2 separate regions of the Homo sapiens genome follow, and region 1 is linked to region 2. The links are chromatin contacts, found by Hi-C or POLR2A ChIA-PET in ENCODE. All regions are on one chromosome and are shown on one strand. Each heading gives the region's core, a stretch centred on a gene start or an enhancer-like site at or near the end of the contact. The rest is flanking DNA. Distances are from core to core; before and after follow the strand shown.

The links. A loop is a pair of places that touch in the nucleus more often than their neighbours do. ChIA-PET counts read pairs that join two places held with the same protein, here RNA polymerase II (POLR2A). Pooled maps may share reads with other maps.
Region 1: a pooled map shows a loop between it and region 2 (4-fold over the local background). The contact joins the enhancer-like site here to the promoter of LACTB in region 2. A Hi-C loop is called at or near these places in 1 of 37 single-sample maps with no recorded cell type and 8 of 50 pooled maps. POLR2A ChIA-PET finds 5 or more read pairs at or near these places in 4 of 52 experiments (Caco-2, H1, activated B cell and 1 more).

Annotation. Positions count from the first base shown.
Region 1 is chr15:63,231,008-63,234,929 of GRCh38, reverse strand. All of the region lies in intron 1 of RAB8B (RAB8B, member RAS oncogene family), which reads right to left. Among named protein-coding and RNA genes, the nearest start is that of RAB8B, 43 kb to the right of the region's middle. Within about 2 kb of position 2,354, at least 6 of the 41 ENCODE cell types and tissues checked have a DNase peak (open chromatin) inside an H3K27ac peak, as active enhancers do.
Region 2 is chr15:63,118,848-63,123,222 of GRCh38, reverse strand. It overlaps LACTB (lactamase beta), which reads right to left and starts at 1,362. Exons shown (of 6, transcript NM_032857.5): 1 at 995-1,362; 2 at 521-587. The coding sequence starts at 1,351. LOC107984798 (a long non-coding RNA gene) reads left to right here and starts at 1,456. Exons shown (of 2, transcript XR_001751584.1): 1 at 1,456-2,483. RefSeq lists silencers at 604-793, 804-873, 894-1,473.

The sequences.
Region 1 (3,922 bases), core at 1,105-3,604, 110 kb before region 2:
GTTTTGACTTGGACCAAGGACAAGTGAAGAATACACATTTGGGTCACTGTTGGGAGTGGCACTCTGGCAGGAAGAACAAAGGAGTTCTGATTTTCCATTCAATGGGAGAAGGCGGACAGCCACTGCCCCACCCTTGGGGTGGGAGGTTTGGGCCAGGAGGCTCTTTCCTGCACCTCTGAGGAGAAGGCAGGGTGGTATTTGAGGTTTCTGCATTGTCCAGCGCAACCCACAGGGCATCAGAGCTCGCAGATACCTCACCACGTGGCACCAGTGAGGGGTAAGGAGCAAGCTCTTACCCAGAGTACTGCTTACCAGATATTTCTCAGCAACCAGTGATGTCGCTGGAGGCAGCTGAGGGGAAGGGCTTGGCCAGCAAAACAGAAAGAAGGAAACTTTCAACCTGGCCCAAGTCCATAGTTAACAGATCTAACAGGGAAAAGGAACTTGGAATGAGCAGTACTGGGCCACTTTTCATTCCACAAATTAGATATAATTGAACATGGTAAAGGGACAGATTGACAAGACTCTTTTACACTAAAGTTAAATTAGTCAGTCAACAGATATTAATAACATAATCTTTTCTGTTTCAAGAGAATAGGGAGGTTGCCCCTGCGTTTGTGAATGGGTGAAAGGATACCATTGCTGGAGTGTGGGAAAGAGTAGTTTTCTTGGCCTTCGGAACTCTCTCTCTAGGGCCAACTAGTTCTCCTGACCTTCAGCATAAGCTGTGACTTGATGCATTTTGGCCGGTGGGTGCTGCAGCTTAGAACACACACAGCTCTCCTGCTTTGAGTACTATCTTGGGTCTCCTGGGGAAGTCTGCTGCCTGGTCCAGAAAAATCAGGGGTAGAAAAACATCAGGGACCTTCAACTAAGGTTTTCTATACCTCGTTCCCACTGAATTTCTTTTAAAAGACTAATTTGGCTGCAGTCATGAGAACCTTGAAAAAAAATTCAGACTTCTGGGTCATTCAGCCTTTCAATGAATCATAACAATGCAAGATTTCAATGCTGGGTTTACTCACAGCACTGCACATTTTTCTACAAAGGTTATCTATCCCCTTTGACCCACTTTAAGAAGCAGAAGTTAAATACTGTGCTTTTACAGTTAAAAAGGAAAAAAAAACAGGACTTTGTTTCAAAAGTACATTTGGAAACACGTGATCCCAGGCTATCTGAATATGGGTTATGTGGTTTGTATATTTACATTTCAGAGATCTTCCAGAAATAGAAAAATAGTTTCCCAAATATTGAAGTCTACTTTAAAGAAATGCTACATTCACCTCCTTAAGATTTTGATTAACAATAAAGATACAGTTCTTGCCAGTTTTGAAACTTTCTTTGACAATCAAATTTTGCTTATGCTTTTTTTGGTTTGAATTTAGATTAATGAAATTTTAGAGTAGCTGATTTTAGGATAATTAGTTGAAATCTCTAATTAGAAAAATGGACTACTGAAATAAAAAATGAGTCATAAACTGAAGCTTTAAAATATTTTTTTCTCAAAATAAAGGACTTGGAGAAAATGTAAAGGTAGAAATAAATCAAGAATGTTACTTAGATTGAGACTGGGAACAGTGGCTAATGCCTGTAATCCCAGCATTTAGGGAGGCTGAGGTGGGAGGATCACTTGAGGCCAGGAGTTGGAGACCAGCCTGGGCAACATGATGAGACCCCACCTCTAAAAAAAAAAAAATTAAAAATTAGCTGGATGTGGTGGCACGTGCCTGTGGTCCTAGCTACCTGGGAGGCTGAAGTGAGCGGATAGCTTGAGGCCAGGAGTTAAAGGCTGCAGTGAGCTATGATCATTGCGCCACCACTCCCCAGCCCTGGCATGCCATGAGACTATTCTCAACAAAAAAGAAAAAAAAAAAGAATGCTACTTAGATTGAAAAAAAAGAGGTCAAGGCATTGTTCTTTCATAAATATACGTCGCATAAGTTATAAAGCTATTTTCACCAAGTATAAGTTATTTTGCTGGATATATTTATAACTATTTAAATTTTTGTTTATTTATATTAAAATTGTTTTCTTGTTTGAAAATTAGGAAGTCTAAAGTTTAGGAGGAAAAACACAATAAAAGTAAGTTTAGAAAACATTTAACAACAGTGTGAAATGATCACTGGCAGCCAAATACGTTTATTTTAGCTTTGTTCAACCCAACAGAGGAAAACGGGGCATTTTTTAAGGGGGACAAATGGTCAGCAAATATAACTTGCCCTTAAAAAAAAACCTGATAAACTAAGAAGATGGACTAGAATTTTCTGACGTGTTTGGTTCTTCCATCCTATGAATAGGAAGTGGCAAATTAAATGGCATTTATATATGTCAACAGTGACACACATTACCACTTCCTGCTAAAAAAGCTGAACGGCTTTACACTGTTTCAGAATTTTCTATTTGTTACTAAATTAAATTCAATTCTTGGCATTCTTCATATGACAGCTGTACCCATAAGATCTAATCATACCAACAAAATATAACAAACTCATAAACTAATTTCAGAAATTAGGAAGAATTTACTAATTTCTCTTTGAGCCATAAACATGCATTATAGATATACAAATAGTACAATTAAGAATAGTTTTAAACAATGTCTCTATTTGAGTCTCGAAGGGCTTTAATTTGTAAGGTTAAAATATAATGATCTAATTAACCCTTAATATATCTCTGGGAAATAAATGAGCAAAATAAATAACTATATATCAAATGATAACTACTAAAATATAACTATGTGTTGAATCATAAATAAAAGGTTTCTAAATGCTAGAACTACCAAAAGTCAAGAAAGACAAAAATAGCAAATAAAGTGTAATAATACAGCTACAACTCAGGTAAAGTATGCAGAAACAATTAGGAAACACTGAGAATTTTAAATCTGATTAAGGAGCCAGCAGAGATTATCCAGCATTCAGCTCACCATTTAAGCCAGGCCAAAAGACTTCATGACAAGTCTCTTTTGCAAATCTTGCACTTTGAAAAGGAAATGTGTTTCAAGTGTTACTCAATCTAGAAGTAGCAATAAGCTCGAAGATGTCAAAATGTGGATTTTAGAGATTCTCAGTGAACAGATGTTGTACCTTCAATAAAGTCTCTTTTCATAAAGGGGCTAACTGGTGAACTAACCTTTCTTAAAGAATGAAAGTTCAGAATGCCTCTGAGCTTCCATTTCTTTCCCCACTATTAATTCATCATTATCTCAAGAACCAAACTGCTCCAAAACAAAACCAGTTGCGTCTCTCTTGCTGCATCCATTGTTTCTGATAAAGTGTACCTTTGTAGCAGGAAAACCCCTCGAGTATGAACCTCTATTATTTCCTAAACCTAGAATTTCCTTGTTTGAATTCTGACAACTGAGTCAGATCTGTTTCATTTAAGGGTGAGGTGAATACTCTGAAGACATTCAAAAACTGAAGTTAAAAAAAAAAACAAAAAACACGCAAATCCCTGATTTTAGGTACTAAGGCGCTATTGCTATGGGAAGACCATATTGCCAAATCACTGGAATTATCACTGGAAAAAATTACAACTACATTCCAATGATGTTGCACCAAAAATGCAGTGAAACTGATTATTTGGCTCTTTCCAAGTATTGACCATGTATCGTATTTTCCATTCATTTAGAGGTAAATGAAAGCTAAAAAAATAAACTAATAGAACTAAGTAATAACACTACATAGTACAACTAACTAAAAACAAATGATATCTCTTTTCCCTTTTAGAATGAATTCTTAAAAAGAAAAAATTAAAAAGAATGCTATCCATGTAATGTATCAGATAATAACCAGGGTTAAAACAAACTTTAGCTGTATACATATTTTTACTTTCCAGGAAAATTCCCAAGTCACTTTGTTCAGAAATATTTCAGCTTATATTGGTATGAACTGTAAAATTTGGTAATTTTCCCACCCAATTAATACAA
Region 2 (4,375 bases), core at 113-2,612:
TGGTCCGAAAGTATTAAATGGAAAATTCCAGAAATAAACAATTCGTAAGCTTTAAATTGCATGCCACTCAGAGTATTGTTGTGATTGTTCTATTTTATTATTGTTGCTAATCTCTTACTATGCCTGATTTATAAACTTTATCATAGATATGTATATATAAGATAAAATATAGTATATACAGGGTTCAATATCATCCACTTTTTCAGGCATCCACTGAGGGTCTTGGAATATATCCCCAGGATAAGGAGGGACTACTGTATAAAACTTTCAGACTAATAAATCCAGTCCTAAGAGAAAAGTGGGAGTGGGTAGCCATCCTCATGACTCCAATTTATTAGTCACATTTTAAACCTTACCGTGATTTAAAAACACCTGACTCTTTATTATGTTAGATGTTTTCTCTACAATATGCATCGTTTTATGTAAATGCAATAGCATTTCATGGGATCCACTCTAACCAGTAAAACAATATTTTATTTACCAACTGGCACAGAACAAAACAACAATTTTCTGAACCCACCTTCTGACCAGACTTCTTTTCCATCTACAGAAACTCCAACCACTATGCCCGGTGCGCCCACCTCATCCTAAGACCGAAGGGGAAAGAACCGACAGTTACGGGCCTGCTGAAAAAGCCCAGCGCTCTCCTCGGGGACCTTCCAAGGCCCCGCCCCCTGAGCCTGGGCCCCGCCCCCTCCACCTGGGCCCCGCCCACCTCGTCCCAGGCCATGGTCACTCACTAACAGCAAGGGATGTGCCTGTCCGCCCCCTAGGGGGAAGGGGCGGTCCCCGAGACAGGCGGTGACCTCCACCCAGATTTGGGGAACCCCCAAGAGCGTCTGACCACGGCTCGGCGGTGGGGAAATGGGAAGTCTTTCTCGGAAGCCGATCGCGGGCACCCCGCCGCCCCGGGTGGGGTCCACTCAGCCCCCGACAGCACCGCCGACAGGGGTGGATCCCCGGCCCCCTACGCCCCCCGCTCCAGTGGCCGCACCTTGATCCTGTGCAGCAGGTCGCGGCTGCTCTCGATGGCTCTGGCGAAGCACCTGGAGCAGGGCGGCGCCGGGGTCTGCGGAGACCACGGGGCGAGGGACTGCTCCTGTGGCGGCTCGGCCAGAGGCGACGCCTCAGGGTCGGGGGCCGCGGGGGACTGCGCCGGGGCCGCGCCCCTCAGCCCACCTGCCAGCTTCACCCCGAGCGCCAGCCCCAGCCCCAGCCCGAGGCCCCCGACCCAGCCGTGGCCGAGAGGCGGCAGCCCGGCGCGCTGATGGACCCCGCGTCGTCCGCAGCTTGAGGCCAAGCCCCCGGGGGCGGCAGCCCGGGCAGTCACTGCTGACATGAGCCGGTACATGGCGTCTCTGCACAGCCGGCCGCCACCAAACTCACGCACACCCTGCCAGCCGCGGCGCGGGGCGGAGGGAAGGGCAGGGGGCGGGACGGGGGTGGGGACCGCGGTCAGACCCTAGCAGTCGACGCCTGACTACCCGAGCGCCGATCGCATCGAGCCCTTCTTCCTCTCCCTTTTCTTGTCTCTTCCTTGTTTTTCCTTTCTGTCTCTCTTTCCTTTTTTTCCTTTGCTTACCCTCAGATCAAGCGTCACCTCCCAGAAGCCTTCCTAGTTCCCGTCCCATGGGAGTTCTCGCCCTTACCATCTTGCCCCTCAGTGTGCACACTTCTTTAACAACAGTTAACACTTTGTATCATTTAACTACTTGTCAGATTCCTTACCAGAGTGGGACTTCTTTGGGGAGCCTAGACTTAGTTTTGGATCCTCAACTTCTGGAACAGCGCAGGGCACACAGTAGACGCTCAGCAGGCATCTCCTTTCCCTTTAGAGATGCCTTTCTCCTTTCCTTTCCCTTTCTCCTTTCCCCCTTTAGAACGCGCTTCTTTTCACTCTCTTGCCATCTCCCTTATGTCTCATTTCAATTCACCCATTTCCCTAAAGATGTTTTAAAATCTATTGCTTCTGGAATTCTAGCTCCACACCGTACCAAAGACATGAAGTTACATCCAGACCTTATATTACCTTTCTTTTGCTATAAAAGATAAAGTGTTTTTTAAAAATTTCGTGCTTGAAAAATTTTAATCCAAAAGTAACTATTATAATTTACAATTACCTATGATTTCTCAGCATCTGTAAATGATCAGACATTCTTGTGAAATAAGAAACCTAATCTCAAATTGCTACAAAATGTAAAATGTGTATAAAATCCTAGTTTAACGTGTAATGAAATTGATATGTTAATTTGAAGTTACTTAAACATTTATCAGTTTTGTAATTTTTATATTTTGGGATACATACATACACACACACACACACACACACACACACACAATCTTTGAAAGCTTGTAGGCTTTATACCTTCAGCACTGGGGCAATATGCCCCATATACAAAATGGCCCTGTCTTTTCTTGCAGGTGGAATAAAGAAGAGAGCTCACAGACTTGAACTGACAAGCCATCAGGACAAACATATTGAGGTAATAAACTTACTGAGTAAACATATACATACCTCAAAATAAATATATTGAGGTAATAATTATTTAATAGGAGGAAAAGGCAATAATGGTATCCATACCTAGCAAGAAAATAGTGGGGCTAAATAAGTAAAGCTTCTGGGGCTACTCACAAAACCCAAGACTCCAAGAGACCAGAATATCCTAGGACCCAGAGCGTTTGACACTGAAACTGCAGTTATAGTGGACAGATGTACTCTATTAAGATAGTACTGGAGGTTCCCACGGTGGGGGTCACCACTACTCCAAGAACATGAGAGAAAAAATATAAAGAGAAAAATGTAAAAGACGCAGTCAGTGGTGGTTATGAGTGCCCACTTTTATTTAAACTGTACATAATTTTTCTTTAAACTGTACATATGTTACTGAAACACCAAGGGTTTAGCCTAGATCCCATTGCTCGCCACACAGAAAGCCAGTCACCAAGACAATGAGTATCGCCGGGGGAAAACAAAGCTTTTTCAGGTGCTGCAGCCAGGGAAACGGGAGTTCAGTCTCAAGTCCATTTCCTCAGCTAACTAAAATTAGGGGTTTATATAGCAAGGAAGAAATGTAACTATGTGTGGGGAAACAGGAAATAGGGAGGGATAAGGAAGAAGAATTGTTCAACAGGAAGCAGGTGGTTGGTTAGGCCGGGGGTCCCAACCCCTGGGCCATGGACTAGTTAGGAACTGGGCCACACAGCAGGAGGTGAGTGGCAGGTGAGGGAGCATTATTGCCTGAGCTCCACCTCCTGTCAGATCAGTCATGACCTTAGATGCTCATAGGAGCTCGAACCCTATTGTGAACTGCGCATGTGAGGGATCTAGGTTGCTTGCTCCTTATGATAATCTAACTAATGCCTGATGATCTGAGGTGGAACAGTTTCATCCTGAAACCATACCCATCAGCCCCAACCCCACACCCCATGGAAAAACTTTCTTCCATGAAACCTGTCCCTGGTGCCAAAAAAGCTGGGAACCGCTGGGTTAGGCAATCATGACAGGTGAAGGATCTGGTGTCTCATTGTCCAAATGTGGTGATCTGGTAAGTTTCAGTTTCTTGATACTATCTGGGAGACCTGATGGTTGGTTTCCTCCAAAAGGAACTCAGATAAGACAAATGTAAGTTTCTCAAGTTTTAAGACTGGGCAGGTCAATTTTCTCTCTTTATTCAAAATAAACCATAAACATATTCTATTGGACAATTGGGCTGGTTTCACATATGTGTTTTTTGCACTCTTCTGTACCTCTCCTTGGATAAAAAATAAAAAAAGAAACAGAGCCCTGTGTTTGCCATGTACAGGGCAAAAGCCAATGTCCTGGTGGACTTCCAGTCTAGAAGCAGGTACAGAGAGGCCATTTGAAGTATGGCTTCTGGGAAGTGTTAACCTAAAAGGAAGAGGCTGAGGCACAAAATATAATTTAAAGACTTTACTTTAGCCAAAGTGAGGACAGCTGCCCTGAAGACTCAGACCCAAGGAAACTTGGAATGAGCTCCCCATTAAGGGGAGCTCCCCTGTCCTCCTTTGCCTTTAAAGGCAAAAAAAGGGGGACAGGGAATGGGCTGATACAAAGTTGTTTGTCAGGGATCCCCATTGGTTTACAGAAATAACAATGATTGGCTATATACATTGTTAAGCAACAGGGTATGGGTTCTAGCGTCTGGTGCCCCATTATTAGGTTAATTTATAACTACTCGTGGCAACAGCAAGCAGTTTCAAGAGATGAATACATAGCTTATTGTGGGGGTAGGACATGAATGCCATCTCTTTTTTTTTTTTTTTTTTTTTAAGATAAGGTCTCACTCTGTTGCCCTGGCTGGAGTGCAGTGGCGTGATCATGGCTCATTGCAGCCCCAACCTCCCAGGCTCAGGT